Regions from separate parts of the Homo sapiens genome. Here regions 1, 3, 4, 5, 6 and 7 are each linked to region 2. The links are chromatin loops, found by intact Hi-C in ENCODE. Cell type or tissue: endothelial cell of umbilical vein. All regions are shown on one strand. Region 1 overlaps TSPAN12 (tetraspanin 12). Region 2 has its middle 9.1 kb from the start of ING3. Region 3 overlaps CPED1 (cadherin like and PC-esterase domain containing 1). Region 4 overlaps KCND2 (potassium voltage-gated channel subfamily D member 2). Region 5 overlaps KCND2 (potassium voltage-gated channel subfamily D member 2). Region 6 overlaps KCND2 (potassium voltage-gated channel subfamily D member 2). Region 7 overlaps TSPAN12 (tetraspanin 12).

Region 1 (4,000 bases), 140 kb after region 2:
AAAATTTCAGTATTACCCATAGCTTTCAGTAATTCGTCATTTATAATACTCTTAAGATGATTTTTTTTTCTGTTTAAAAATCAGACATTTAGGCCAGTGTAACAACGCAAAATACTTTGTGGTATTTTCATTGTTTCCTTTTGCATGAGAAGTTCGGAATTCTTCAAAGTTAATTTTAGTTAAATTTTGAAATGGTGGGGGATTGTGATATTTTATGATGCAATGTCAAACCTGGACATAGATTGATCTGTTGGACTGCATAATTTGCATAGCCAGTCACTCTTGGCAAAGTTCTCAGTGACTGCCCATAGTCCTTGTTTCTGGCTAGAGGGGAAAGAGCAACCTCCTTCTCCACTCAAGGACAGAAAATTATTCATCATAGTTAATTGTTCTGAATCTAATCTATAGAGGTCCTTAAGCAGTGTTTCCAAACCTTGATCAGAGACAGTTTTTGCTAATCTTTGGAGAAATAAGATAAAAAAGTAAAAATGTCAGTATAGTTTTTCTTAAATCCAATTTTATTCAAGCTAAAGGCACACACACCATTTCTTCTGAGATTATGGTAATAGAATATGAACATTTATTTCAAGAATCTTACTCAGTTGAATAAACACCAGTTGGCCAGACCTATGTTTATTTCTTAAAGTTTTTGGATATTTTACTAGCTAAGGAATCGATGTCTGCTAACTTTTTGTGATGTGGGCTTTGGTCAACACATGTTTTTACAAAGATTACAGAAACTTTTAATATAATATTTGAATATGTTGGGCAATAGAAAAATTTGATTAACTGGCCTTTGGTGGTTAGAGGTTTAATGATTAAAGTGTCACCTACTTGGGTTTGTTAGTGTGTATGTTCAATCTGTTGCTATGTATAGTCACTTGTAGATGAGCTTACAGTTAGGGAGTGAGTCTCAGTCATGCCTGATTTGTTTTTATGTGTTATGGGCATTATTACTCAGAATACTTCCATTATGCAATCGTTAGCCATGGTGTTCCTTTACTACATTTCTATCATCAACATAGACTGTACATATATCATTAGGTGATGACAGATATAGCTCTGGGTACAAAAATTTTAAAAAACTGATGTTTAATCTCCTATAAGTTAAGAAAATATTTTTGTGGTTTCTGAGGCTGACTAGTGATTTTTTTTGCAGTTTAAGTGCTGTGGAGTAGTATATTTCACTGACTGGTTGGAAATGACAGAGATGGACTGGCCCCCAGATTCCTGCTGTGTTAGAGAATTCCCAGGATGTTCCAAACAGGCCCACCAGGAAGATCTCAGTGACCTTTATCAAGAGGTGAGGCCATATATGGTTAATTTATTATGGATAAATGTTTTCTTAGGAATAACTTTAAAGAATCAACAATATGCCAATGAAATTTTCCTTCTCTGTCTAAATGTAAAAGGCCTTAAAATTTTTCTCTAATATGGGGAGAAGCAGAAGAAAGCTAAAAAACAATATAAAAATCTAAACATTAATCACATTTTAATAAAGGGAAGTGGGAAAGACCAGGTTTTGTAATTAATTGGATTTTGAACTGTTTTGTTTTGAATCAAGTTCCTACTGCTTGGGGATCCTTTGAAACAGACACAGGCAGAGTATGTAGCTAACACTGGATGTGCAAGAAGCAGAGGGTTTGGAGTTCCTGGACAGAATACGTATTTTAAGAGCCTCCACATAGACCACCAACACATAGAAGGGGAAAAAAAAGAACCTCTCCAAAGAAAATGCTACCATGCTACTCTCCAGCTCCCCCTGCTGGCTAATGATTAGTGATGTCAGTTTTAGTTCACTGATTAAGTTTTATGCTCAGTGGCGGTAAAGTCAATCCTCATGTGGCCAGGAAATTTACATACTTGTGTTTTCTGGGAGAATTGATCAGAATAATCAATTACTCCATTTTAGCAGAAGTTTTCCTATTCATTCATTTTTACTGATTATTTTCAGACTTTGTTAGCAGTAAAATTCTATTTTCAGATTAAAATCTAAGACTGCACTGTCCTCTACAGCAGCCAAATAGCTACGTGTGGCCATTTGAATTAAAATTAATTAAAATTAAAATATCTGTTCCTCTGTTGCACTAGCTACATCTCAAGTGCTCAACTGCCACTTGTGACTAGTGGCCCCTGTCCTGGACAATGCAGATGTAAGACATTTCTATCATCACATAAAGTTTTGTTAGGCAGTCTTTATCTAGAATGGAAATGTAAAATGTGAATCAGATAGAAAGGAAACTGCTTAGGCTAAGGGGTTGGGATCATTCCCCACATACACCTCTTGTCAAGTACCTGGTATCACAAGGCACTGCTCACACTATTCATAATATAACTCATGTATATATAGTAGGGCTATAAAGAATGAAAATTTAAAACAAAGCAACAGGATTTATAACACCTGCATTTTGATATATTTCAAGGTGGTTATCTTAGGAGGTTATGCTTTTTATTCCTAAGAATACTACCATTCAAAACATCTTTTAGACTCTCTGCCAAAGGCAGTTGTTGAGATGGGCAGTCAATTTATATTGTAAATTAATTAATTTGGATGTTGTAATTAATTAAAAGAATGCTGTACTACCTATACAAGTGATCCATTATATTCATAGATATGAGTAACTCTGGGCTGTTACTCATATCTCAGAAGACAAGAATATGTCACCATTTAAGGATATCCAAAATAAAGTGCTTTGGGCTCTGAAGGCATGCCCCAAAGGAGAGTGCCAAGTATTTTTTAGGAGTTTAAAAATTGTTATAATTTCCTAGAGCTGCCATAACAAAGTCCCACAAACTGAGTGGCTCTGACAACGTAAATTTATTGTCACAGTGTTCTGGAGGCTAACTCCAAGATTAAGGTGTCAGCAGGGTTGATTCCTTCTGAGGGCCATGAGGAGAAATCTATTTCATGCTTCTCCCCTAGCTTCTGGTGGTGTGCTGACAATTTTCCTGGTTCCTCGTCTTTTAGAAAAATCACCCTGATCTGTTTCATCTTCACATGGTGTTTTCCTTGTCTGTGTGTCTCCAAATTTTCCCATTTTATAAGAACAACAGTCATATTGGACAAGGGGCCCACTGTCCTCCAGTCGGACCTCATCTTAGTTACATCTGCAACAATCCTATGTTCCAATAAGATCACATTCTGAGGTACTAAGCTCTTTAACATACGAATTTTGGGAGGACATAATCCAACCAATCACAAGAATTATTCAAACAGTTGAATAATTCAGGCTTTTTATTTTAAAAGATGATCAGAATACTTTTTGTCATGCTCACACTGCTGAGAAGCATTATGTTTGGATGTTATTGTTTTATACATACTTTGTTTAGAAACATTTGGCTTTGAATGAAAAGGAATATACAAAATATAGTTTATTGAACAGAAAGTTGTTGTAGGTTAGTGTCTGTAGGTTCTTCAGTGATTATGGCACTGAACCTAGTTCTTTTGTTTTGGGTGAAAGCTGAATATTGGCTAGTGTCTGTAGTAGGAATCATCAACTAATAAATGCGGCAAACTCCTGCTTATTCCATAAAACGGAAAACAGTACTAATATTTCTGAGGTAGTATTACATATAAACATATTATGGATATTCAAATATACTATAACTTACTATTAGACATTAAAAGAACAGATGGCTACAGTATAGTTAGAAGTATAGATGTGTAAATTGAAACCTACCAAATTTCCTAGTGTGAATTGTCCATTTGTTAGTTTTTACTGGTAGCGAGTCAATATGGACAATTATTGGGCCACAACATTATGGTATAATTTGTATCTGCTTTAGTGATTAATACTGATGATATGATTATAACTACTATTGATCATGAGATCAACTTACCGGATCTTCCCATAAAGTCTGAATATGGACTAATTCTCTTCAGTTTTGCTTTATTTAGCTGAAGACTGTTCCACATTAAACATTTAATATAATTTTATTGTTGTAAAACTGCAATTCATCCTCACTGCTTTTCTTAGATTGTTTTCACTAATAATACTAC
Region 2 (4,000 bases):
ATTGAATGAACGAATGCATGAGTATTAAGCACTAGTTCATAAGATTCCAAGTTCAGAATAGAGAGGGCAACATAAAGTTGTCATGATTGTTAACCATTAAGCTCTGTGAAGAAAATGGGATTCCAATTGTCATCCAAGTAGCTGGACTGGAATGCTGAGAAGAATATTCTAAATAGAATTCTTTGAAGAATTCTCAAATACAGAAGTAGGTCAACCCCCTTCACAGTGATTTTTAATTAGGCTAACCTAAAAGGATAGGCAGAGGGAAAATGAAAGTAATATGGTAATTCATGAAGCTCTTTATTTTTTAAAAAACTCTTTGAAGTTGTAAATATTAACATAGCCTAATAAATAAGACATCTAGGGAATTTGAGAAATAATATTACTACAGTCTATTTCAGTAAATGCTTACTGAACAACAAATACCAATAATACAAAACATGACCAAGACACAGTCCCTGTTCTTGCAGAACATATAACATTTTAGGACAAATAGATGGTTCAGGAAATGATTTAAACATAATGTAATAGATGCTATGATATGGTGAAATTTTGAGGAAGGGACTAGATGATTCATCAAGAGGAATTTACATAAATTTTATTGAGATATGGTAGAGTTTTTTTAATGGATAATGACCATATTGATTTAGCAAAGGGAAAAAGTGATAGAGACCAATATAAAGATGCAATACATAAAATATCTACAGGTCAGACTTTGTAGTCATTAAATACCATGTTTTTGATTACTAACTATATGTTAATATGCGGTATGCACAGGGATGCTAATCAGAATATTTACACTGGTACAACCCTAACCAGTTGTTAAAATGTTGAGATGCTTCTAAATAGCAGCTGCTCTGAGCCACTGCAGTGTCTCATATCACCCTGTCTGCGCTGACCCTTCCTATGAGACTTTCTGGGCCTCTCATTATGTAGCTCCCATGGAGTTAAAACATGGCACCCCAGAACTTTGCATCAATAAGGCCAGCCTCTGCTATATGATTTGCTAATTATTTTGGATATCATTCCTGGATACATTATGAAGTGAAACATACATTATGTCACAACACTGTGTGACATATGATAGTACTTTTGAAAAAAAAAGGTATATGTGGATAGATAGATACATGAGACATATTTATAATTTAGGCTTCATCTACATTTTAGAAGTTAACAATAGTTATTTCTGAATGATGGTGGAATTTTAGGTGATTGTATTTTATCTACTTCTATATTTTTCAAACTTTAAAATTGTTTTATAATCAGAAATATATTGTACGCACACAAACACGAAATGAAAGCAATGGGATTGACAACCTATGTGGTGTTTTGTGTCTTGAAATTTTTTTAAGTTCTAAAAAAATTGGTCCAATATTTTGCAACTATTCTTAAAACTATTTTATTCTCAAAAGACTTTCATGCTGGGTTAATATTGCTGTCAGGGTCCAGATGGTGTCCAAGTGTCAAAATAGGAAGCCAAGTCATTAAGCAAATGAAGCATTTAGGATTCTGAGTCCTATTACCGGCCTTGGGTCAGACGCATAAAGGTCAGGGATCTGGGGGAAGCAGATACACAAATAGGAAATGAGGTTAAAAACATGTGGAGGAAAGAATTAGTTGCCAAGACAAATCCTGGAACATGGGGCAACATTCAGAATGCTAGGTTAAGGTCATCTGAGGTAGCAGAAATAGCGTAATTCAGGTTTTGGAATTAAGTAATTGTAGAGACAGGAGTCTGTTTTGGATGCCAGGTGAAGTCCTGTTTGTTGCACATAATCACCCTGGGATGATTGTGTGATGATGGCAGGAGAAGATGTTACTAAGAGGATAGCACCATCAGTGTTTTGGTATCATTTGAGTAGCTTAGTCATCTAGTTCAACATGTGAGGGTGTGTTTTCAGAACTAAATTGATGGAGTAAACAAGTAATTCTGTGTGCCATCCAGGTATAGCTTATAAGTGGATCCATGGGAACAGATAACATTGTTTGATGCCTAGGGCTTTGATTTGTAATGAAACCGAATTACAGATAGAACTGCTAACCTATAGATCAGTGGTTCTCAACCAGGAGTGATTTTGCCCTTCAGTGGATATTTGGCAATGTCTGGAGACATTTTAGTTGTCATAACTTGGGGAAGTACTACTGGCATCTTGTAAGTAGAGGCCAGAGATGCTGCCAAAATGTCTTACAATACACAGTACAGCCACCTGCAACAAATAATTATCAGGACCCAGAATGTCAATAATAATGAGATTAAGAAACTCTGCTGCAGATTGATATTATAGCTGAAGAATACTCAACATTCTTGGGTTAGTGTTCCGTGCCTATCAGTCACATTGTCATTTCCTTAATCAATGTTGGTTTGAGAAAATTGTACAGTAGAGGGCAGTGATAAACAAATTTTTGTGTTATATTATCATTTGTCCTCCATAGATTTTTTTTCCCTTTTTCTACTTCTCCAATTTCTAAAACAAAAATAATAGTAGATGCAAAACAATAAAACAAAATAATTTTGTATGTTTTAGGAAAAAACACATTTTATGCAAAGATGTATTAAAGATTTTAAAATACAAGTTCCACAGATACAGGAACCATGACTTTTTTACCTTCTTAAGGTATATCCTGAGTACTGATATCTCCGATGTTTTACTGTTTTTTTTGAAAGAAAAAAAACCAATTGTATATAAATATTGAGAAAGTAAAATATATCACCTAATACTAATGTATAGTTGATCATAGTTTTATTAGTAGCCTGTTCTAGTATTTTATTATCTTTATTTTTGTACTGCTGAGCCCAATACTCTTTACTATAATCATATGTTCTTTTGTAGTTGATTTTGTGAAAGTCAGAGGCATTTATTCTCCTTATATTAGTACTCTGTGTGCTTAAAGAACTTTTAAAGTGCATACTTAGTCTTTTTTCCAACTTATAAACTCATCAGAAAAAACAAAAAGTCAAAGGTAGTTTGATAGGCCATTTTAAAAAATTCAGTACTATTACCCTTACTCTTGGTTTATAAAAATATTATATTTATAGTAACAAATATCATGGTAAAAGACCAGTAATCTGAAATACTTATATTCTAAGTGGTCATTTAATTGTCCCCCCAATTTTATTATAAAATTAAGAATTGACAGATGATAGATATTTTTTCAGAGTAGTACATGAATGTAGTAACAAAGTAATAGTGTAAAAGAGCTTGTGGTAAAATGCAGCAGACTCCTGCCCTATTCGTCCTCATCTCCCTTCCGTTCCCTGGAGGTAATTACTATTTCTGTTTTACATTCTTCTGACAGTTGCCTTCAGAAGTCAAAATTATATGTTTATAACGTTCTTAATTTGTTAATTGTAGATGAGATACATTGCTTCTTCTATGATTTGTTATTTTATTGGTTACAATTTTAATGTTAATTATGTATGTATAATCCTACTACTAACTCTAACACAACACTAACTCCATGATTTTGAGACAGGCTCTCTTGACTCCTCCTCAGAAGATAAAGTTATTAGAGCGCCTAACTTTTGTCCTATCTTTATCTCCTCCCATTCAATTTTCTACCTCCTTTAACTATCCTTTTACATTGTCATGTTTGCTAATATGTTCTGCTCTGTAACAAGATTACCCTGGAGTCTTTATTGGGATGTCTATAGGATAACTCTAAAAGGTTAGAAATAAGTAACATTTATATCACTATGACTATATAATTTTTTTAATACTAAGGCAAAGAACCATTTCTTCTGGGGGTTTAATATTACAACTGTGGGGCAATTGAAGAAAAATGTTTTCAACACCGTTTTATGACACTCCATCACATGCTCAAAATCATGCCACTTTTTACTTTGTTTTATATTGGGACCATTAATTATTACTCATTTTCCCTCTGTTTTTGTAGTTTGTAATTTCTCTGTTTTTCTTTTGTTACATCCTCAGCTACCTTGTAATTCTCAATCATGCCATCTACTCCATTGTCTCCAAGAAAAAAAAATAAGTAATTGGTG
Region 3 (4,000 bases), 140 kb before region 2:
GAAGAAAAGCGAAGCACAAAGAAGGTACAACTTGCCCAAGGACACTGGGATATCAAGTGGTCAGGACAGGATTTACACATACGCAGCCTGGCTCCATCTGTACCTCCCTGCTATCCTCCAGCACCTGTGCAATCAGGTCAAAGCAATTACTCATTCTGAAAACTATTTTCAACAACCATTAATTCCACAGAAATCACATATTTCCCATAAAATATAATTTGGCTCTACTTGCATTCATTAATTAACATTCCCAGATTGGTGCTATACAAACCAGCTTGGCAGCACAATCAGTGAATTCTAAAGACTATCATAAACCCTCCCAAGAAGACCAGAAGGACAGCTTCAAAAAGCTAGGACAACTAATTCTTGGCCCTTCCAAGTGCCCCATGTGGGAGGGGGTCACTATTATTCTGGAGGCCCAGAGCTAATGCTGGTGGTGGCTACACCCACATCTGACTCATCATGAATCCCAGGCATAAGACTGGACTGTAAGGTTTGCATTGGTAAATTTTCTATGCTGCCTAGAAAGGCTGTAGATGGTTTGCAGAGCTGAGTCTGGAGTAGGCACATCAGAAAAGAGGTAACAGAAAAGGGTAAGGAGGACCCTCAAGGAGGAGAGTGCCAGTGAGAGCTGAGGACTGGAGCTTCTGACTCTCCCAGGGCTGTTCATTCCCATCTGCTGTTGAATGCCCTATACAAACACTAAGACAAAGCAAGAGAAAGACAGACAGTCTTCTGCCTTCAGCACATTCACTTAACTTCTGCTTATGCATAAATATTATTATAAATAAGAAATTTAAAGGATCATTTTAGTTGATGAAAGAATAATAAATAATAATAGAATAGGTAAATTCAGTTTCTCATTAGGCCTAGCTGAAACAATTTTCTTTAAATAGCTCCTTTCTTATTTTCTTATTTATAAGACAGACTTAAAATACAGTATAGTGGTTCAAGTTTATCACAAAGTTATAGCATAATACTTTAGATATGGATATGCTGCTTTACAGCTGTGTAGCCCAGAGGTTCTTGAAGGCTTCATTTACTCATCTAAAAAAGGCATGAATATATCTATCTTACAGATGGTTATCCTATAGATGGTTTAAAGACAGAAGTGTATAAAGTGCCTGACATAGTGTCTGACATATAAGTTAAAAATTTAATGTCATCTCCTGCTTTATTTTAGGGTAATCTATCTATAAAATAATCCTGCAGCATAAAATCATAAAGCCCACCATAATTATCTAGAAAACAAACCAAAAACAAGTATTATGTTTTTTGATTATACTCAACCTCTTAATTGTACTTACTTGCCTATTTCTTTCTAAATCAGAATGCCTCAAAAAAGCACATTATATATTATTGTGACAGCTTTATGTTGAGGTAGAAAACAGAAAACCTCATTCAATTGCTTTCTGCAAATCAATCCATGGATATCCAGAGTAATATAGACATAATCTCTTATATATTATTTTCATAGACTCATAATATTCTTTTATAAAGCATTTTCATAACTCTATAAGGAAAGAATGGTCAGTTTAATTATTTCCATTTTACAAGTCTAGAAAAGCAGCTCAAATGGGCTAAGGACTTTTCCCAAAGTTGCATGACTATATTTAGCAGCTAGGTGGAACTGGAATTAGGTTGCTGCAAGCCTGGGCCATAGGATTCCTGATTTCTGCCATCACTGTAAATTCCTTCCTTTAGGGTTAAAATTCATATCAAAACATACATACATACATTCTCATAGATGCTCAGAAATAGGTGGGGCAAAATGCGCCATGAAAAGGCCCTCTCAGCTAATGTGGATGAATTAACTGCTATAGAGGGTTGAAAGAAGGAAGTGTATAAAGTGCCTGACACAGTGTTTGACATACGATAAGTTCAACAAATTAATGTTCTCTCCTGTTATTATTTTAGGGTAACATCTATAAAATAATCCTGCAGCATAAATCATAAAGCCCACCATAATTATCTACACAACAAGCCAAAAGCGAGTACTAATTATGCTTGTTGACTGTACTCAATCTCTAAGTTGCACTTACTTGCCTATTTTTCTAAATCAGAGTACCTCCTTTTGGGCAAAAGTTGGCCTTCTCAAATGCAACACATTTGCTTGTGAAATGAGTATCAACACTGGGATTGCACAGCTGCTCTAACCCTATGATGTTAATGAAAGTGACGCAGAAGAAAAGAGAAAGTTCCATATTTCACCATTAGATGGTGCTAGGAGAAGTGGAAAGAAAATGGTCTTAAAAGTTATTGATGCAATGAATCACAGGATTTGAATGGGGTTTTCTATATAATAGAGTTCATGCTTCTCTCCCAGAAAGGAGCACACCCAACCCATCAAAGAGTAAAACATCTTCCAAAGCTACCCTATTTATTCAGTTAATTATACTTCTGCCAGACATGTTCCTTTCTAACCACAACTTCAAATGCAAATGAAAGACTCTAAGATTCTATTAAGGAAAACGAATGTATTGCACTTCGTTTATAGTTTGCTGCAACTCTCATTTTGAGTCTTTATCAATATATTTTTCAACAGGATGTGTCAGATTGGAAGAGGCTAGACGCCTGTGACAATGCATTTATCCTACTAATATTAATTATGGTTAAAATGAAAAGTAAATTCAAGAGACTAGTCATAACGAGCATCACCTTTCCATGAGTAACATGTTATATACCATACAATTTATGGAGTTCTGTGCATTTCAGCTAATGCATCACTTTGGTGGGCTTTTATTTTCTAATATTGATGATATGTTGCAAATCAGAAATCAGTGCATAGCCCTGGACTTCTGTGAAAATAAATGAAAACAGCCTTGAGCACTGCAAACTTACTATTTTTCTTTTATAACACTTGTAAGTTTCTTGTTGCTCAATATCTGTCTCTACCACCAGAAGGAGACTGGAAGAGTGATCATCTTGAAGTTCAAAACAGTATATCCCCCAACACCAAACTCTCTCCCTCCCTCTCAATCTCTTTCTCTCTGGGTATATGTATGTGTGTGTGTGTGTGTGTAAAATGAAGGTTTTTAAAATGCATAAGTAAATAATACAAATTACAGTACAGTATAGTTCTCTTTCACTTATTGGTTTTATTCACAAAGCAGGTATGTAAATTTTAGGGTGAATTTTCTCCACCTCAGCAGCGAACTCCTGGAACTTGATTGTACTCTGTACCCTTAACTCAGTCTTCATAATCCCCAGGCAGAGCCCCTGATGGCTTCAAAATAAAAAGTTTGACCACTTCTGCAAAAAAATTCTCATTATTTTGAAGCAAGCAATGTGTTTTAGAAATCTGATCCAGGTTTCAGATTAACTCCTAATATTTCTGTTGCAAACATAATGGTTCAGGAAGAATTTATTGGGGCAAATATCATATCACAATCACTGGGCGATGTATTAGTTGAGGAAGATCCAAACAATTGTAATATACTTTATTTTATAGTATACTTTATTCTCACAGGCTATATAGTGAGACATGGAATATGTCTACACACAACTAAGAATAAACTATTGATTAATAGACTCAGGCTAGGTGAACAGGATAACCAAATCTGCAAAGTAAAAATATGGTATACTACTCAGTGTTTATTATGTAATGCAAAGAAATCCAATATCAATTGCTTGAAGTTCATGTGTTAGCCAGCTGTTTTGGTATTATACAGACACACTGCTACACATCTATGTTTACCATCTACGTGAGTAAACGGGCCTGCTGGAGGGATTTAGATCAAAAAACTGAATATCTTTCTTTTCACTTCTTCAGTTTTGGTCTATTGAAAATCAGAATTAATTGTCAGAATCCTACAAATTATCAGCGTGTTACCCAATGTTGCCTCTAATTTCTAGTGGCATTTGGCACAAGATGACAAACTCTCTAAGTGAAATAGGTAAGTGTCTGTACAGGACAACATAAGTATAGAAGTCAAACACCAGAAACATAAAATTTCCCAAATCAGTTTGACACTGGGGTCTTCGAAATTTACTCTACCAA
Region 4 (4,000 bases), 360 kb after region 2:
ATATTGTATGATACCTAAAATTTATAAAAATCTGACCACATAGTTCCTATATAGAAAAAACAATCTATAGAAATCAAGTCAAGTAGTCCGTAGCATTTTTTCTTGAGAAAGGATTATGAGAATGAGCTCAGGATTTACTGACTGAGCTGGACTGAGCCATATGACTGCTGAAGGATCAATCTTCAAAAGCTGCCAATTTTCCATGGTGAAACCTGGAGAATTTTCTCATTAATGTGGACTAAATGAATAGACAATGGTGGCTCACAGACACCAGGAAAGATCATCTAATTTCCTAGAGATGATCATTTACAGGATTAAGATTCATTATCATTGCGTTCAAATATTACTTTTGGTACAGGTCCCTGGTTCAAACAGCTGAGCACTGAGATGTGTCAGTGATCCTGTTTCTCTTTAGTGCCCTGGCCCAGATTCTTGATTCCCTTCCCTGCTTCCTGGAATTCATTCTTTACCTATTTATATGGATGACACCTGCCCTCTACTTATTTCCTACTCTCTTTTCTCCCCTTGATACCTAATGTGTGATCTCTGACCTACTTAATGTATGGTGCAAACTGATGCTCTTTTTATCTACCTGAATTCAGACCCATGCTTTCTCTACTATGTCCAAGCACCATATGTTTCTCTGCATTCTTTCCTCTATTCATTCTGTCTGCCCAAGACATGCCTAGGAAGTATGTAAGTTTGTGCACCTCCCTTTTCTCATCTGCTTAAAGAATTTCAAATCAGACCATATCAAACTCCTTTGTCAACCATGATGACTTTCTTTACCTTCACTATCTCCTGTCCCACACTCCACCCCCCATCCCCTTCTGTTTCTCTGCCTCTGTTCTTCCGTCCACATTTCCTTGAGAATCATCCAACCAAAGACATTTGTTCACAGAGGTGAGTTTTGTGATATAATATTTCCCAGGAGATTTTCTTTAAAAAAAAAAAAGTCTCTACACTCCCCTTAGGCACAAAAAGCAAGTGTTAGTAATGCCTTTATTATACTTGGTAACTCTCAAGAAGAGAGGCACACCTAAGTGTGTGTCAGGAACTACGAGATGCCTTCAGAGTTAGAAAAAGCCCTGTCTAAACTCAATCTTCTTATATGCCACCACCCCAAAGAGAGAATGATCATCCACTTGGAAAAAGTCACTCTTCTAATTAAGGCAAATATACTGAAAAAATCATGTTTCCCTATTTTTCTTCTTTTTCTACTGTTGAATTTTTTTGGTCATTTCAATGTCAATCATGATAATTAATAAGGTATTCTTCTTTTACAAACCCAATACAATTGCATATTTTATGATTTTTTTTGCTTTAACTAATATTGCATCTTTCACCCAAAGTGTGTGTGTGTGCACGCGCATGCGTGTGTGTGCGTGAGCACGTGAGTGTGCACAGTCTGCAGAATGTCACATATAGTGATATGGCAGAAAGTGGGTCCATGTATTTAGGATTGCCACTAAGGATTAGTATTGCTGTGAGTCCCATTATGCTTCTGTGAGTTCGAGGAATCTTTCTGACATGAAGATGTTCTGCAGGTAGCTAATTCCTAAATGAGCCCCTTTATAATGCTCCCCATGTACCTGTTTCAAATGCTAACCTGTTCAACTTTTTTTCACTGATAGTTTAGAATGACATTGAACATAAAATCCATTTTAGCTGCGTGAATGCTTTTCCTCTCACTGTGAAGACAGTCAGTTTGGAAAATTACAACATGAGTCACCTAAGAAATAACAGCAGGGATAGCAGCAAGGAAACTTTAAAATGCGCTGAAAGAGCCACCTGAATGTGAGACTAGAAATGATCAGTAAAAACCATGACCGAACACAATCAATAAATGACCCAGGCCTAGGGACAGTTTTAGATCTGCATGTAATGCTAAACTGCTGATACACAAGGGCAGCATATGTGTGATGACATAATTCAAAATGTAACTTATGCCCCCAAAGAGGATAGAAAGCATATTTATATTATTACAGCATGAGCTCCATATGTCTCTGTCAATTGTGCATTCCAGATGTTTACCTCAGTTTCAAGAGAATTTCTCAAGGGAATAAAAACTGATATGATTAACACCCTTTGGAATTTCACTGGATACATTAGCTACTTCCTTTTCTTCACTGAAATGGCAGTGTTGAGTCCCGTGACCTCCCTGATGTCCTGTGGTTGACACCTTCCCTGCTGAATTCTTCAGACATTAGGGTGGATGACTGATTACATTTTTGTGATTCTTTTTTTTCTTCCTCAAAGTTTAATGTCTCTCTTCTCTTTCTATATTGCTTTTTTTCACACAATTACTTTGCTACTTAAATTTTATGTGCTGAATTTTGTCCCCCCCCCCACAATTCCTATGCTGAATTCCTAACCCCTGTATCTCAGAAGGTGATTATTTGGAGATATCAAAGGACCTTGAAGGAGCTAATTAAGTGAAAATGAAGTCATTAAGGTGACCATAATTTAATATTATTGGTGTCTTTATAAGAAGAGAACATTTAGACACAGAGAGGCACAGAAGGAAGGCCATGGGAAGACACTGGGAGAAGACCGCCATCTATAAGCCAGAGAGAGACCTCACAGGCACCAACTCTGCTGACACCTTGATCTCAATTTCTCTGCATTTTCTCCAGAACTGTGAGGAAATAGATTTTCATAGTACCCAGTATATGGTACTTTCTCATGTCAGCTCTAACAAACTAATATAAAACACACACACATATACATGCTCCAAATCAACAATTTGTTGTTCAATTTCAAAAACTGACTAACATTATATCCACATTATAAAATTCATTAGGAAAAAATCAATATTTGAATAGAAATTTGGGATAGAAATGAAAATAGTCATCAAGAAGAATTAGCAAAACTGGCGATGAATGTGTCGGTGGGTCCTGCTCTGTAGGATGTGTTGGTCTGAGTGGAGATCTGAAACAATGGATAAAGAGCTACGCTGTATTCCTTATCCATGCTCCTGACAGTGACTGAGTACTTATCCACTAACCTCGTGATTACAAGTATCTATACCATCTTAACTATGAGTAAGAGACTCTGCCAGAACTACTGGTTACACTGTAAGTGTACAATATACTTTCTGTCCTTCAGGAGCTGATAGGGAAGCTGAGGAAACAAGATATGTGCACATAAAACATACACACACACACACACACACACACATACACACACACAGAGCAATGCAAACCAGATAGGATGAGAAACTAATGTCATAAGCTAAAGAAACTACAGAAAGTCCTTCTGAGAGTTCTATAGGTGTGTAGTAGCTAAAAATGAGACTGGAAAGGAAGAAAAATATATGAATGATATAAATAATAAAATACCTGCTGGGCCATAATTGGGCCCAAGGATAAAACAAAAACTGACCAAGAGATGAAGAGATGGTATCAGCGGAGAATTATTTAATTATATATCTTAGAATATATTTTTTTATAATTGTTTAAAGATTTGCTTGGGTCTATATCTTGAGGGAAAAGCCCACTTTATGGAATGGGAGGATGGAGAAAGAGGCAGAGGAGGGGTAGTCAGAGTACTTCAAAGAGACCTAAGGCCTTGCAGCAGACAAATTCTACACCAATCTAAGGTGTGGTGTGAGCAGAAAGCGGCCAATAGTAGAAAACACAGCAGGAGGTTGAAGGAAAACAACCACTAATTTAATCAACAAATGATCATTGTGTCCTTAAAACAGTTATCAGTACAGAAGGAGAGCACAGTTTGACTATAGAATATTAAGAATGAGGAGAGTATATATAATGGTCAAAAAAAAGGAGAGAAAAACTTAATTGGGAACGTTTAGATTTGCTAGAAAGGAGGAAAATGGAAGAGGTGCTAGTAGGAGAAGGGTTACTTGATTTTTAAAAAAAATCACAATGGAGAGGTCTTGGGATCTTTTAGGGACAGCGAGGAGGAAGTGATTAACACTGCTGTGGAACTGGGGCTCAGAGTGACCACAGGCCAAGGTTCTGAAAAAATCTAATGAGAA
Region 5 (4,000 bases), 220 kb after region 2:
CAGTGGTGCCATCTCGGCTCACTGCAACCTCTGCCTCCTGGGTTCAAGCGATTCTCGTGCCTCAGCCTTCTGAGTAGCTGGGATTACAGGCACATGCCACCACACCCAGCTAATTTTTGTATTTTTAGTAGAGAAGGGGTTTCACCATGTTGGCCAGGATGGTCTTGATCTCCTGACTTTGTGATCCACCGTCCTCAGCCTCCCAAAGTGCTGGGATTACAAGCGTGAGCCACCGTGCCCGGCCCCCCATACTCTTTCTACTCTCCCCTGCTTCTAAGTTTTCCTTCTTTCTCCTATATTTACTATGTCAGTAGAGCCACCAGTTTCCTTCTGCTCCTTTTTCACCCTGGACATCTGCCAGACCTCATGTTTATGGCTCCCTTTCTTCCTCATATCGGTTAAAAAGGTACAACATGGAAGTGCCTTTTGCATAAAAATGTTAATTCTAAATTTGCGTACTTCCCAAAAATACTGGCTAAAATTTTATATTTTGCCAAATATTGAAGATTATTTTGGGTGGAAGACCAATTCCTCAGAAGAGATTTAAGTTTTGGCTATTAAAGATTTGTCTCAAATATTATCAAAAATTTTCATGCAAAGTTCTTGAATTCTGGCATGCACTCTACTTAATACTAAATCTCATGAAATCTGATTAATTCAGGCAGACAATGCATCCATTCATCCATCTATCCATCTTCCTATTTATCAAGTAATATTGATAGGTTGAAAATATGCATAATTTTAAAACATAATTCATTGTAAACCAAATGTTATTGACACCTTACTAAATATTTCCCTGTTTAGTATTTCTTCAGAAGTTGCATGACTAGTTCAGAAGTTGCATGATGTGGCTGTCTTTATATCTCAAATGGAGAAATATTTCCTTGAATTTTCTTACACCATCTTCAAACAATACTGTTAGCTTCCTAGTCCTATTCATATAGTTTCTATTTTTTCTCTTTTTATTTGATGGGTATAAATGTATGTTCATTTGATAGAGTACAAATGTTATATGAGGCAAATCTCCCTAGCTAATGCGTGACTTTCCATCTCTGAAAGTATGTCCCACACACACTAAAAGATAAAACAAAAGTCATGTAATTGATAAATAATCATGAAGATAGAAGAGATCCTTGTACAACAGGAAGAAAATTCTGATTTTAAAATAAACCTTGATGCTTACTGTAACTCAATCTCTCACATTATCTTTTTCATTTTTTACAAGGAAAAATTGTGAATTACTAGGTATAAGGAATAGAATGAATGAACAGATCCTGTGCAGGTGCACAGAAGTTCAGGAGCATTCTGTACATTGTATAGGGCAGTTGCTGGTTCAAAAAAATGCTGCATTTCAACTACTACAATAATTAAAAGAAACTCACATGGGACATGAATCAGTATTTGGAGTGTAAGTATTTGAAAAGCAGGTATCCTTTAAAAAGTTAGATGAAAGTAAGTAATGTGTATAATGCCCCGGTGAAAGCCGTTAGTTGATTATGTGTGTACGTCTATGTGCGTTTAAATTATTGACCTATCCACTGAATTTTTCTCTTTGACCAGAGTGTTAGTCTGAGAGGTCTAAGAAACAATTTCTTCTGACCTGGAAGCTGGATCACTTTGTAACTAGTAATTCTACCCCTTAGGGTCTGAGTATCTATGTTATTCATGGATTTTCTGCCATCAGCTTGGTATTCTAGAAGGATCACAGTTTGATGGATGATTTTTACAGTAGCTGTAATGTTTGCAAATAGCAAATGACCTTTTTTTTGAGTGTTGTTACATAACACCTGCTTGTGGTATTGAACTTGTTTGCCAGAGGGGCCCTGGTATTACTTCACAATAGGCAGATTTCTCTTTGACATTTTAAAATCGATATTTGCCTAAAAAGTTGCCTTGATTTTGTCTCCACCTCTCTTGCCTGGAGGATCAATTACTATACGATCAAAGCCCAAGAACATTTTTTTTTGGATCAGCTAATGTATGTAGTTGTTTAAAGTATTCTGCGTTATTTCTTGTTTCAGCCAAATTATGAGCTACTGTTAACTTTTAACAGTGTATTTTAAAAAAACTGTTTCCACTATTCACAGCATTAATAATCTTAATTAGCGCCCACTAAATGAAAGCGGAAGCTAGAGGATTCCACACCCTAATTAGAGATTTTTACCTCGGAGTCTATGAACTTTCAAGGAGTGCGTGGATAAATTCAAGGGAGTCAGGGAACTCCATGATACTATATGTTTTCATATGCATTTTCATGAAAAGTGTTTTCACAGGTGTTATTAAATTATCCAAAGTGTTATAGCCCAAATAATGTTTAAAACTTCTCATTTGAATACTTAAGATACTTAAGGGAGTATCGATGTTAAATATTGTCAACATAAAGAGTCTGAACTCACAATGCACGAAGGAATTGCTGAAAAATATCAGCATTATTTTACAATTGCAGAAATACCAAATACCCGCTAGGGGGCATAAAAACCTAAATGAAAGTTTGGAAACAAACCAGGTCTTTGCTGGTTTTCACAAGCTGAGAGCGAGAAAAGTATTTCCAGTAAATTGCCTGTACCGATTCCTTATCTTTTGCCTGCACACATGTAATATTTAGGCTGTATTTTGGGCATCTTATTCCTCTGGAAATAGTTGACCCCTACCCCACAAATTTCATAAATTATCTATTTTCAAGGTGTTTCCAAAAAGATGCAAAAATAATTCCGACAGCATTTTGTGTTTCTTTTACAAAGATAAGTAATTTTCTCTAATGCTAGGTATCGCTAAGGCACAATTTTAAATAAGAAACCCTTAATTAGGACCCTTAGTGTGAAAATTACATGAAATTAAAGGATTAAGATTTGTGTATAGAAAAGAAAAAATCAAGGAAAGAACTAAGATGATTTTAGCACATCTACTCAACATTCTCAACATTTATACAGTAAACCCTCAATGTGGGATTTCAGCAGGGCTTACTGACTGCGTTCTTTAGCTTGTGCTTTTTTAAAAAAACCAAATTCTTTCCTGTTTCCTATTTTTTTCCTCTTGCTTTTAGCCTATTATATGATTATGGCAAGGCTTTAAAGGTTATAAATGGAACATATGATTTTGACCTAACATTCTAATGAAGTGTTTTTTACCTAAATGAATGTCATCAGTAAAAGACTATATAGTCTCCTTTACAGAATATTTTATGTTCAAAATATGCCTTTCAGAGCCATGTTTTTAACACTTTATTCCCTCATTTTATAAAATTATGATTTTTAAAGAAGTTATGAAAATAGATGTACAACTGATTACTGAGAGGTACACATTAAAAACAAACAAAAAAACCCACTAGGGACTGGCTTTCCCAGCTGTGGAGCCACCGGAAATATTTTCCTGTGCTTTGAGTTCCTAGTCTTTGTTGCCTGGAGCTATCCTTTCACTCTCACATATCTGTGAGTCTGGTCATGTCATTCTCCTGCATAAAAGCCTTCAGTGTCTCTCCATCACCTGCAGGAAAGAGCCAAGCTCTTTAGCATGATAACCACAGCTCTTCATGACTTGGCCACCTCATCCTCCACTGTTCACCCACATACACCCCATAGTCTCACTGGAACAAATAACTTTCTATTACTGGAATGTACTACGTCTTTCCATTTCTGTATGTCTTGTAATACTGTTCTTTCCAGAATATTCCTCTTGGCACTCCTACTGCATAAATCCTTTGGGTAATTTCCAATTTCCATTGATGAAGCTCAAATGTCAATTCTTATTTAAAAACTTCCTGACAATTTTATCTCTATCCAATAAAAGTATCCACTCTCCCTTTGCTATGCCTTCAATGCTACTTGCAACTGAGAGAGTAGAATTAGATTTTTACAGGCCTATCTTCTCTTACCAGATCATGAGTTCAGTGAGGTCAAAGATCATGTCATTGTTATAAACCCAGGTCTAGCACAGACCTTGTCCAGTGCTGAGCAAATAATTGGAACCAATAAATATTTATTGCTTAAATAAATCCTTCAGG
Region 6 (4,000 bases), 540 kb after region 2:
CATGTTTAGATAATCCAACAAGCTATAAACAGCTTTTGTAAAAATAAAGAAATGTGACATTAAGAGATGTCACAAATGTAGAGATGTTCAGAATATGCTGTATTCAACCAGTAATGCTGCAAAGGTTGGAAAAAATGACATGTACTAATGAAACCTATGGCACTAATGAGAGGGTCTCGTGTCACACAGTATCATAAAATCTTCCCCAAGGTTCATTATTAAACCATGTTGATGATGTCATTTTTAGTAAATTCAGGAGTGACTCATTCCTGGCTGACAGGTAAGTACAGATACTGTTAAGTTACCTCTAAAGCCCTGTCAGTAAACTTGTCAGAAAATAAAACAGAATGTCATTATTAGTAAAACAAGAAAGCCCAAACTCTCTAGTTTTTTTGTCTTAATAAACTGAAATTTTATGTGTGGTTTCTGCTGAAATGTTAATTTCCAAGCATAGTTTTAATGAATATGCTTTACAGAAAAAAAAATCATGTTTGTATTTCACAATAAAAATTCTGAAAATGATTTTCTTCACATTAGTCTCAATGTGCAAAAATACCTTGAGATTCTTTTAAAAAAATCTTGTTATTTTAATTTTTTTTATAGGCAGAAGAAGAATTAAATTTCTATTTCACTAAACAAAAAACAGTCATTGTTTATATCTGGAAAAAACATTTTAAAATGTCACTCTGATCAATAAAATTAGACATATGTGTTGTTATATAAATGTATTTTCTTCCCCAAAATTATTTACTTGTATTTCATGTTGTTTTAATTAAATTAAAAATTTGAATGTGAAATTGTTTTCAATTATAAGTCTTACGTTAAAAAAAAAAATCACCTGGCATGGTGGCTCATGCCAGTAATCCCAGTACTTTGGGAGGCCTAGGCAGGTGGATCATTTGAGGTCAGAAGTTTGAGACCAGCCTGACCACATGATGAGACCCTGCCTCTTTTAAAAAGACCAAAAAAAAAAAAAAAAAAATTAGCCGGGCCTGGTAGCCATCGCCTGTAATTCCAGCTACCAGGAGGCTGAGGCAGGAGAATTGCTTGAACACGGGAGGCAGAGGTTGCAGTAAGCCATGATCGCACCACTTTACCCCAGCCTGGGTGACCGAGGGAGACTCTGTCTATAAAAGAAAAAAAAAAAAAACATGAATAATAGGGTGATTTGACTAAATTTCTGGGCCAATCTGTAGCTGCCATCTCTTCAGACATCTTCTTAGCTGGCAGAGGGAGAAGAGTATCCTCTTCTCTCAGTCACAAATTCTCTCTTTTAGGAACTTGGAATTGGGATTAAGATATTATAATTTGGTTTGGGTTAATCCCTGGAAGGGAGAATTTGTCAACTCTTGGGAGCTTGGGAGCTTTGGCTAAGTCATCTTTACATATGGACAATGCAGGAGAGAAAGCCAGACTGTGGAAAGCAAAAACGTTTAAAGTTCAGACACATTGTTATGTAAGTTCAGTATCTTCTGTATTTCCAGTTATGCTTCCCAAGTTTACTTATTACATACCAGTCCCATTATACATTCTTGGCTTAAAGGATTGAATATCTATTCTGTCACTCAACAGTAATAATATAAGGAGATTTTAAAAGAAGATGTTTAATCTTCATTAAGATTTTAACCTTATCTACTGCAAGCTCCCTTGGTCTAATCATCTATTCAAAATATGTAGATTATGTAAGCAAACTATGTCAAAAAGATAATATAAAATTAAATATTTGCAGGTTCATTTTAAGTCCCTGGGAACATTTTTAAAAGTACACTGGAATTTATTATCAAAGTTCTTCCTGTAAGAAACAAAATGAATCATCTTTAGAGGGAAATGAAAAATTTCACTCTCAGGTACAGAAGCATGTGACTAATACTCTGAAAATAGCAACTAGCTTGGCAATAACCAAAGAAAGAAACTACTGCAACATTAATCCACATAGTGTAACTGACTTGATACTGCCTCCTTCAATATCTTTCATATCTTAAGATAATATCCACTATCGCCTGCTTCAACTGAGAAAAAAAAGTTAAAAAAATTAAAAACAACAACACTTAGGTCAGAAAATAAATGTTTATCGTTTTCAAAAGCTGGAATGCATTCAGTTACTACAATCATTCCGTTGTACTCCCCGTTCTTTGTTTTCTTAGCATCCTTTTTTGTGGGGGAAGGGATGCACATGGGAAGCTTCCTTAATTTAAGTTCCTTTCATCTGAAGATTTCAAAAGCTTTGCTGATGGCTATTATTTACAGTAGCTGAGTAAATGGGAGCACAGAGCCAATGGGAAGCTATAACTATTCTATAAATGAAATACAAAGCATTAGAATCTTGTTAAAACAAGTCAAGATGTAAAATGTCTTAGGCATTCTGCTTCATTCTGAACTCATTTTCCGTTTGTTAAAGCAATTCACCATTTTGTCACCCTTTTCTTACATTCTTATAACAATAACAATTTTGGTTACTTATTCAGAAATATTGAGCCATCGGGCCCTAATTTTGTTTTTAGAAATTAAGCCCAGCTGATGTACTACCAATGAGGATATACTTAAAAAGAGTGGTGGGGTATGTATAACAGTATGACATGCAATTTCAATGTGCTTTAGGATATAAGTTATTCAGAGAGAAAGAAAGGATAGAAAAATAAGTCTTAGACTCAAAATTGATGGAAAACTGAATACAGGAAAGTGCTACTATAGGAAAGGGATAGAATAACAAAGCAAATCTACAACAAGATAATTTTGGACAGAAGGCTACTAAGACAACAGATGAGGAGAAGAGTTGTGTCAGAGGCAGAAATGTGTGGCTAAAGATGGGGGGAAGAGGACTGACGCCTTATAAACACAGTAATATTTCTAATAATGAAATATCTATCAAAGCTTTTGAAAGCCACAGCTCCCATACCTGGTCAATCATCAAAATCACCTAAATAGCTCATATATATGGATTCCCACTGTGTGCTCCCTAGAAATACTGATTTAGTAGAACTGGCTCAGAGTCCATAAATTTGTACAGTATTTTTAAAAGGTTTTATGGTGAATTAGAAAGTATAAATGTTTTAGATGTAACTTTCCACAATGGGCAGTACCTCAAAAGCATATCTAACTCTGGGAACAGCACATACTTCCCTAGTTCCCATTTACTAACATGAAAAAGGCAGCTTAAAATAGGAACTGAAAAAAGACAGGTTTGTCTTGAGATTAGATGTCACACTCAGGCCGTTTTTTGATGTCAGTACAGCTGCATGGTCTGTATCTTGAGATGCTACCGTGCTATCTGTCCTAGATTTTTTGCTCCCTGCTTTTCTCTCAGTTTGAACCATGGGATAGTGACACCAAATGCAGTCCAATTGGAACACTGGATCCATAGGCTGTCCTGTAATCTGTCCATATTACCAAATTTGTCTTTTACCTTCTACTCATGCTGACCTCACAAATCTAAGAGGCACAGAATCAGAGAAGTTACCAGAGTGCCCCATGGTCACTTTAGGTCTTCTTCTTCTTTTTTTTTTTTAATAGTACATGCAGTGCTCATTTAATTTGACCCTCTTTATTCACAATCAATTAACACTTAATTGCCCAAAGATTTGCTAAAGGTTATCTGAATCAAGAAGTTTTCTTGATCTCATTAGTGTTATTTATATCAATATTTTTAAAGAGTGATCTTTGCTCCAAATGAGAAACACTGGTGTCCTTGTTAGATGCACAGTCACAGACTGCATAGCCTACTGAATTAGAATCTATGTGTGCAGGAGTTAGATATCTGCATTTTAAAATGAAGTTCTGCACATAACTTCTATGCACATTAAAGTTTGAGGATTGTTGGTAAACACAGTGGTAGTTTAATTGATTAAATAATTATTTACTTTAATTGATTAAATAATTATTTACTTTATTAATTGATTTCACAAACAATTTGTTGCTTTCTAGGAGCCAGTCATTTAACAGGCTATGGGAGTATAAAGACAGTTTGAAAAAAGTGTATTACCTTCCAGTGGGAAAGACAGAC
Region 7 (4,000 bases), 150 kb after region 2:
CTCTGTATCTTTTAAAATTGAATTTATTAAAGGATATAGGGCAGCATACAACAAAAATACAGTAAATTAATAATAAAATATAAACAGAATTGGAAAGTCAAAGTTAAAGGAAAGAGTAAGCAGAGGTGCTTAACATGAAGACAGACAGTTACTGTGGTTGAGTGTCCTGTTTGCCTCTCAGCTTTCTGACAGCTCAGGTGAAAAGGAGGTACAATCATCACCATAATTCTAATGTTAGGAGAGCAAACATTCTAACCTCAAAGGGAGCAAAATTCTAAATATTTTATCAAGTGGGATTTTATATCTACTACTTTATCGAGAAAAAATATCTTCAATATCATTTTTCACAAATTTTATAGAGCAGTTTCTTATGGTGTTTTCCAATACATGTCATTAAATACACCTTGGTGGAAAATAATATGCAAGGGCATAAGTTAATATATTGCAAGTTGGCATATTTTGGTGACCTGGTTTGACGGATGGACATACAGTACTGAGATGTCAACTGATTTCATTTCTTTTAGACAACTTGTAGTTGACACCTCTTTTGGAGATACTCTTGATAGAGAAGCATAAAATATATAGTTTAATGAATTCTGATGACAAATTTGAGGACTGAAGTTCTGCCTTGTTTGAGGAGTTACCTGTATGCTTTTTAAACAAAATGAGGAAATGATCACCTGATATTTTGCTATATAAATGGAGGAGTCTAACTAGGTAGGACCTTTGCTTGGAACAAAGCATACTTGCCTACCTGAGTGTGAAGATAATCTTAAGGGACCAGTGATCTGGAAGGACACCAAGTCCCAACTATGTGATGTGTCAATACAATTGCATGTCTACATTTCTGGGCAACCGAAAAAGCTGTTTTGTCATTGGAATCCAAAGTCATTTTCAATAACCTTGATTGTCTTAATATGTCATTGCATTTTATAGTTTTTTAAAGTTACAAATCAATGTCATTTTCAAAGAAACATTGACAGAATCAACACAGTCTAGAAAAGGATCAGCAGAATGATTAAGTGTACATATTTGGAAAACTTGAAAACTAGGACTATTTAGCCTAGAGAGGAGAATAATTAAAGAGAAAGGGATAATTGATTCTTCAGCTATGACTGTCTACCTTATGGAAAAGGGAAGGGTTGAGAGCAGAGTTAGAACCAGTGCATCCTTACAAAGAAGGCAGGTTCCAACAAGGGAGTGCTTGTTAAAAATTAGTGTTGTTCCGGTGTGGACAGGGCTGTCTAGTGAGGCGAGGAGTCCCTCTCATTAGAACTGCAATTTCATTCATTGTTTTTTTATTCCCCTGTGAGTCATACTTTGTTTCTTTGCATGTCTTATAACTGTTTTTCTTTAAGAGAACAGGACATTTTAAATAATATAATGTGACAGCTCTGAAAATCAGACTTTTCCACCTCTCCAGCGTTTGCTGTGTTTATTTGTCGGTTCGATGGCATTTTCTAAACTAATTCTGTAAAGGCTGTATTCTTTGTCACATGTGGTCATTGAAGTTTCTACTCAGTTAGCTTAGTGGTCAGTTAATGAATGAACAGAGATTTCCTTAGATGCCTAGAACCAGTGAGTCTCCCGGCCTTTACCAAGGGTGCACAGAGCTTCAAGGTCAGCCAGAGGAGAGATCTCAGGATTTTGCAGGTCTTTCCTGGGACTATGCACAGCCCCTGAACCTAAGCACAGCCCTATTCATGTGTGTAACTTTCGAGATCTCCACGAATATGTCAGAGCTTGTCAAGCCCCCATGTGCACAACTGTTACCAACTGCCTCAGGCAGCCTCAGAGATCAATAGTTACCTCTAACTGTCGTTGGTAACCTCCTGGGGAGGGAGGGACCGGAGGCTGTTCCCTAGTCGAGCTTCAAGTTCAGGTCAAATAAAGACATCCTCCTGAGTGGGGTCTTCCAGGCCAGACCAGCCATACAGTAGCAATCCTCCGGGAGAGGCGCCTTGAAGGAGCTGCAACCCCATTCTGCGCCCTCTGGTGGCGGCTAGGCTGCCAGTTCTCACCAGGATTGCAGGCTCTTGGCTTTCTAGTCAGCTGAGGGGAGCAGGGATGGGAATAGGGCAAATGATAATTCCATAGCACTTGCTGTTCCTAAGAGATTCAGCAGCTTTTCGTGAATAAACGCTCCTCAGATTGCCGCAAGACTTTGGTTAATTTCCAGAATTCTAGAAAAATTGAGGTTAACAGGTTTTTTACCAGTGTTTTCATTGATTATATGAGTAGAGATTCTTTGGAGGTCCTTCCCATGCCAGTTTTGCTATGTCACTCTACAAGTGCTTTTTTGCCATGTTTTTAAAAGATAATAAGTTGAATTCATGACTTCCAAGGACCCCTCCCATTCTAGAGTGTTCAGTATTAATAGGTCTCATTCCCCAGCCATCCTAGGTGATAGAATTTACTGTACCATTTTAAAAATAAATGTGATTGTTTAAGATAAACTGAAATAGACTTTAAACAGTGCCAAGATATGAAACATGATAAACTGTACTTAATTATCAACCTCTGCCTTGTTTTATTCACAGATTTGAAAAGGAAACATTACTTTTCTGGCACAGTTTCTTAGCTTAAAATGAATTAGTCTAAAGAGGTAGGAGATCTTAAGCCAATATAGATACAATTTAAGCCCCAGAGACTATTGAAAGGGTAAAAATCAAGTAATTGACTGACAGCATTTCACAGAGTTGAATCATCGGCATATATATTTATTGAATGGCTTACTTTTTTGAATAACTAATACATTGTTATTAACTATAGTCACCACGTTGTATTGTAAACCTCTTGAACTTATTCCTCCTAACTGAAATTTTGTATCCTTGAATGGTTTACCTCTAAATCTTTTTTTTTTTTGAGACAAGGTCTCCCTCTGTTGCCCAGGCTGGAGTCCAGTGGGGCGATCTCAGCTCACTGCAACCTCTGCCTCCCGGGTTCAAGCAATTCTCATGTCTCAGCCTCCCGAGTAGCTGGGATTTCAGGCATGCACCACCATGCCCAGCTAATTTTTGTATTTTTAGTAGAGACAGTGTTTCACCATGATGGCCAGACTGGTCTCAAACTCTAAACCTCAAGTGATCTGCCCGCCTTGGCCTCCCAACGTGCTGGGATTACAGGCATGAGCCCCCACACCCAGCCAGTTTGCCTCTAATTCTGAAATCTATTATAATTATTATTACTAAAATATTAATATATTCATGCTAATTATTCACTAAAAGTCCATTTTTGTACTAAGTACCGAGCACATAGGTAAGGAATCAGCTAAACATGATCCAAGGCTGTTTTATATCAATTTCTTCAAAGATAGATGTGAGAAAATAGTGCCACATTATTTGGTAATGATGTTAAATGAAGTTGCCATGCAAATTAATTTTCCAGATGTCTGAAGCCAAACCTTTTTAACTTAACAAATTTTGAGGTGACTCTTCCCGAACTATGTAAAATATTTCTCTGCTTCATCAGGAAGCTAATGATCTAATGTCTCAGGAGCAAGTAATCATTTTGGACAGTTATCTCATTGTCCTGTAAAACAGTAGCAGCCACCTTGCTCTGTGCAGAAGTACTCACTGGTGACATAATGCTGTGCTTCTGGTGTTTTCATACTCTTTCATGAAGTGTTGTGCCTCGTACTTTTCCATTAATATCTGCTAATCATAGATTTTCCATCTATTTTTAATTTGATCTTTCTACTTTCTAATCTGTGAACTGACACATCAGACAAGAGATTGTACCTACTGGGTTCTTAACATGTATGAGGCACTATTCTAAGTGTTAAAATGTGTCTGTGCATTTAATCCTCCCAACATCTCAGACAGGTAAGCACTATTATCATCTATGTTTTTAGACAAGAAAACTGAAGCACAGAGAGATTAAGTAACTTGCCCCAAATGACATAGCAGTTCATGATCTTAACCATTATACTATACCGTTGAAGTGGCATCGTTCCTCTGGGGTAATACCCAAGGTTAGTTGTCTTAGGCCAAGGAAATCA

The links. Peaks named below come from ENCODE experiments on the same cell type or tissue, not always from the same donor. Only the 100,000 strongest peaks of a DNase experiment are listed, where the experiment ranks them.
Region 1: it touches region 2 in a loop (11-fold over the local background); 89 of 110 quality-filtered maps call a loop at or near these places.
Region 3: a loop joins it to region 2, with 7 times the contacts of the local background. A loop is called at or near these places in 6 of 110 quality-filtered maps.
Region 4: a loop joins it to region 2, with 6 times the contacts of the local background. A loop is called at or near these places in 3 of 110 quality-filtered maps.
Region 5: a loop joins it to region 2, with 6 times the contacts of the local background. A loop is called at or near these places in 4 of 110 quality-filtered maps.
Region 6: it touches region 2 in a loop (3-fold over the local background); 3 of 110 quality-filtered maps call a loop at or near these places.
Region 7: a loop joins it to region 2, with 9 times the contacts of the local background. A loop is called at or near these places in 89 of 110 quality-filtered maps.

The regions. Positions count from the first base shown.
Region 1 is chr7:120,803,852-120,807,851 of GRCh38, reverse strand. TSPAN12 (tetraspanin 12) reads left to right here. Exons shown (of 8, transcript NM_012338.4): 7 at 1,160-1,303. Among named protein-coding and RNA genes, the nearest start is that of TSPAN12, 52 kb to the left of the region's middle. RefSeq lists a silencer at 1,749-1,798. In endothelial cell of umbilical vein, a CTCF peak has its summit at 1,771 (motif pointing left); a DNase peak (open chromatin) is centred at 1,751.
Region 2 is chr7:120,939,647-120,943,646 of GRCh38, reverse strand. No RefSeq gene overlaps it. Among named protein-coding and RNA genes, the nearest start is that of ING3, 9.1 kb to the left of the region's middle. In endothelial cell of umbilical vein, a CTCF peak has its summit at 2,348 (motif pointing right); DNase peaks (open chromatin) are centred at 1,576 and 2,236; H3K27ac peaks cover 2,896 bases.
Region 3 is chr7:121,079,733-121,083,732 of GRCh38, reverse strand. All of the region lies in intron 5 of CPED1 (cadherin like and PC-esterase domain containing 1), which reads right to left. It also overlaps the pseudogene RNA5SP241. Among named protein-coding and RNA genes, the nearest start is that of CPED1, 93 kb to the right of the region's middle. In endothelial cell of umbilical vein, a CTCF peak has its summit at 2,210 (motif pointing right); a DNase peak (open chromatin) is centred at 2,212; H3K27ac peaks cover 413 bases.
Region 4 is chr7:120,582,135-120,586,134 of GRCh38, reverse strand. All of the region lies in intron 1 of KCND2 (potassium voltage-gated channel subfamily D member 2), which reads right to left. Among named protein-coding and RNA genes, the nearest start is that of TSPAN12, 270 kb to the left of the region's middle. In endothelial cell of umbilical vein, no CTCF peak of the experiment used is centred here; a DNase peak (open chromatin) is centred at 2,054; H3K27ac peaks cover 1,569 bases.
Region 5 is chr7:120,724,098-120,728,097 of GRCh38, reverse strand. The region is part of intron 1 of KCND2 (potassium voltage-gated channel subfamily D member 2); the gene reads right to left. Among named protein-coding and RNA genes, the nearest start is that of TSPAN12, 130 kb to the left of the region's middle. In endothelial cell of umbilical vein, a CTCF peak has its summit at 2,464 (motif pointing right); a DNase peak (open chromatin) is centred at 2,577.
Region 6 is chr7:120,400,465-120,404,464 of GRCh38, reverse strand. All of the region lies in intron 1 of KCND2 (potassium voltage-gated channel subfamily D member 2), which reads right to left. Among named protein-coding and RNA genes, the nearest start is that of KCND2, 130 kb to the right of the region's middle. In endothelial cell of umbilical vein, no CTCF peak of the experiment used is centred here; a DNase peak (open chromatin) is centred at 1,954; H3K27ac peaks cover 1,510 bases.
Region 7 is chr7:120,790,194-120,794,193 of GRCh38, reverse strand. The region is part of intron 7 of TSPAN12 (tetraspanin 12); the gene reads left to right. Among named protein-coding and RNA genes, the nearest start is that of TSPAN12, 66 kb to the left of the region's middle. RefSeq lists an enhancer at 1,825-2,119. In endothelial cell of umbilical vein, CTCF peaks have their summits at 1,812 and 2,011 (motif pointing left); a DNase peak (open chromatin) is centred at 1,983.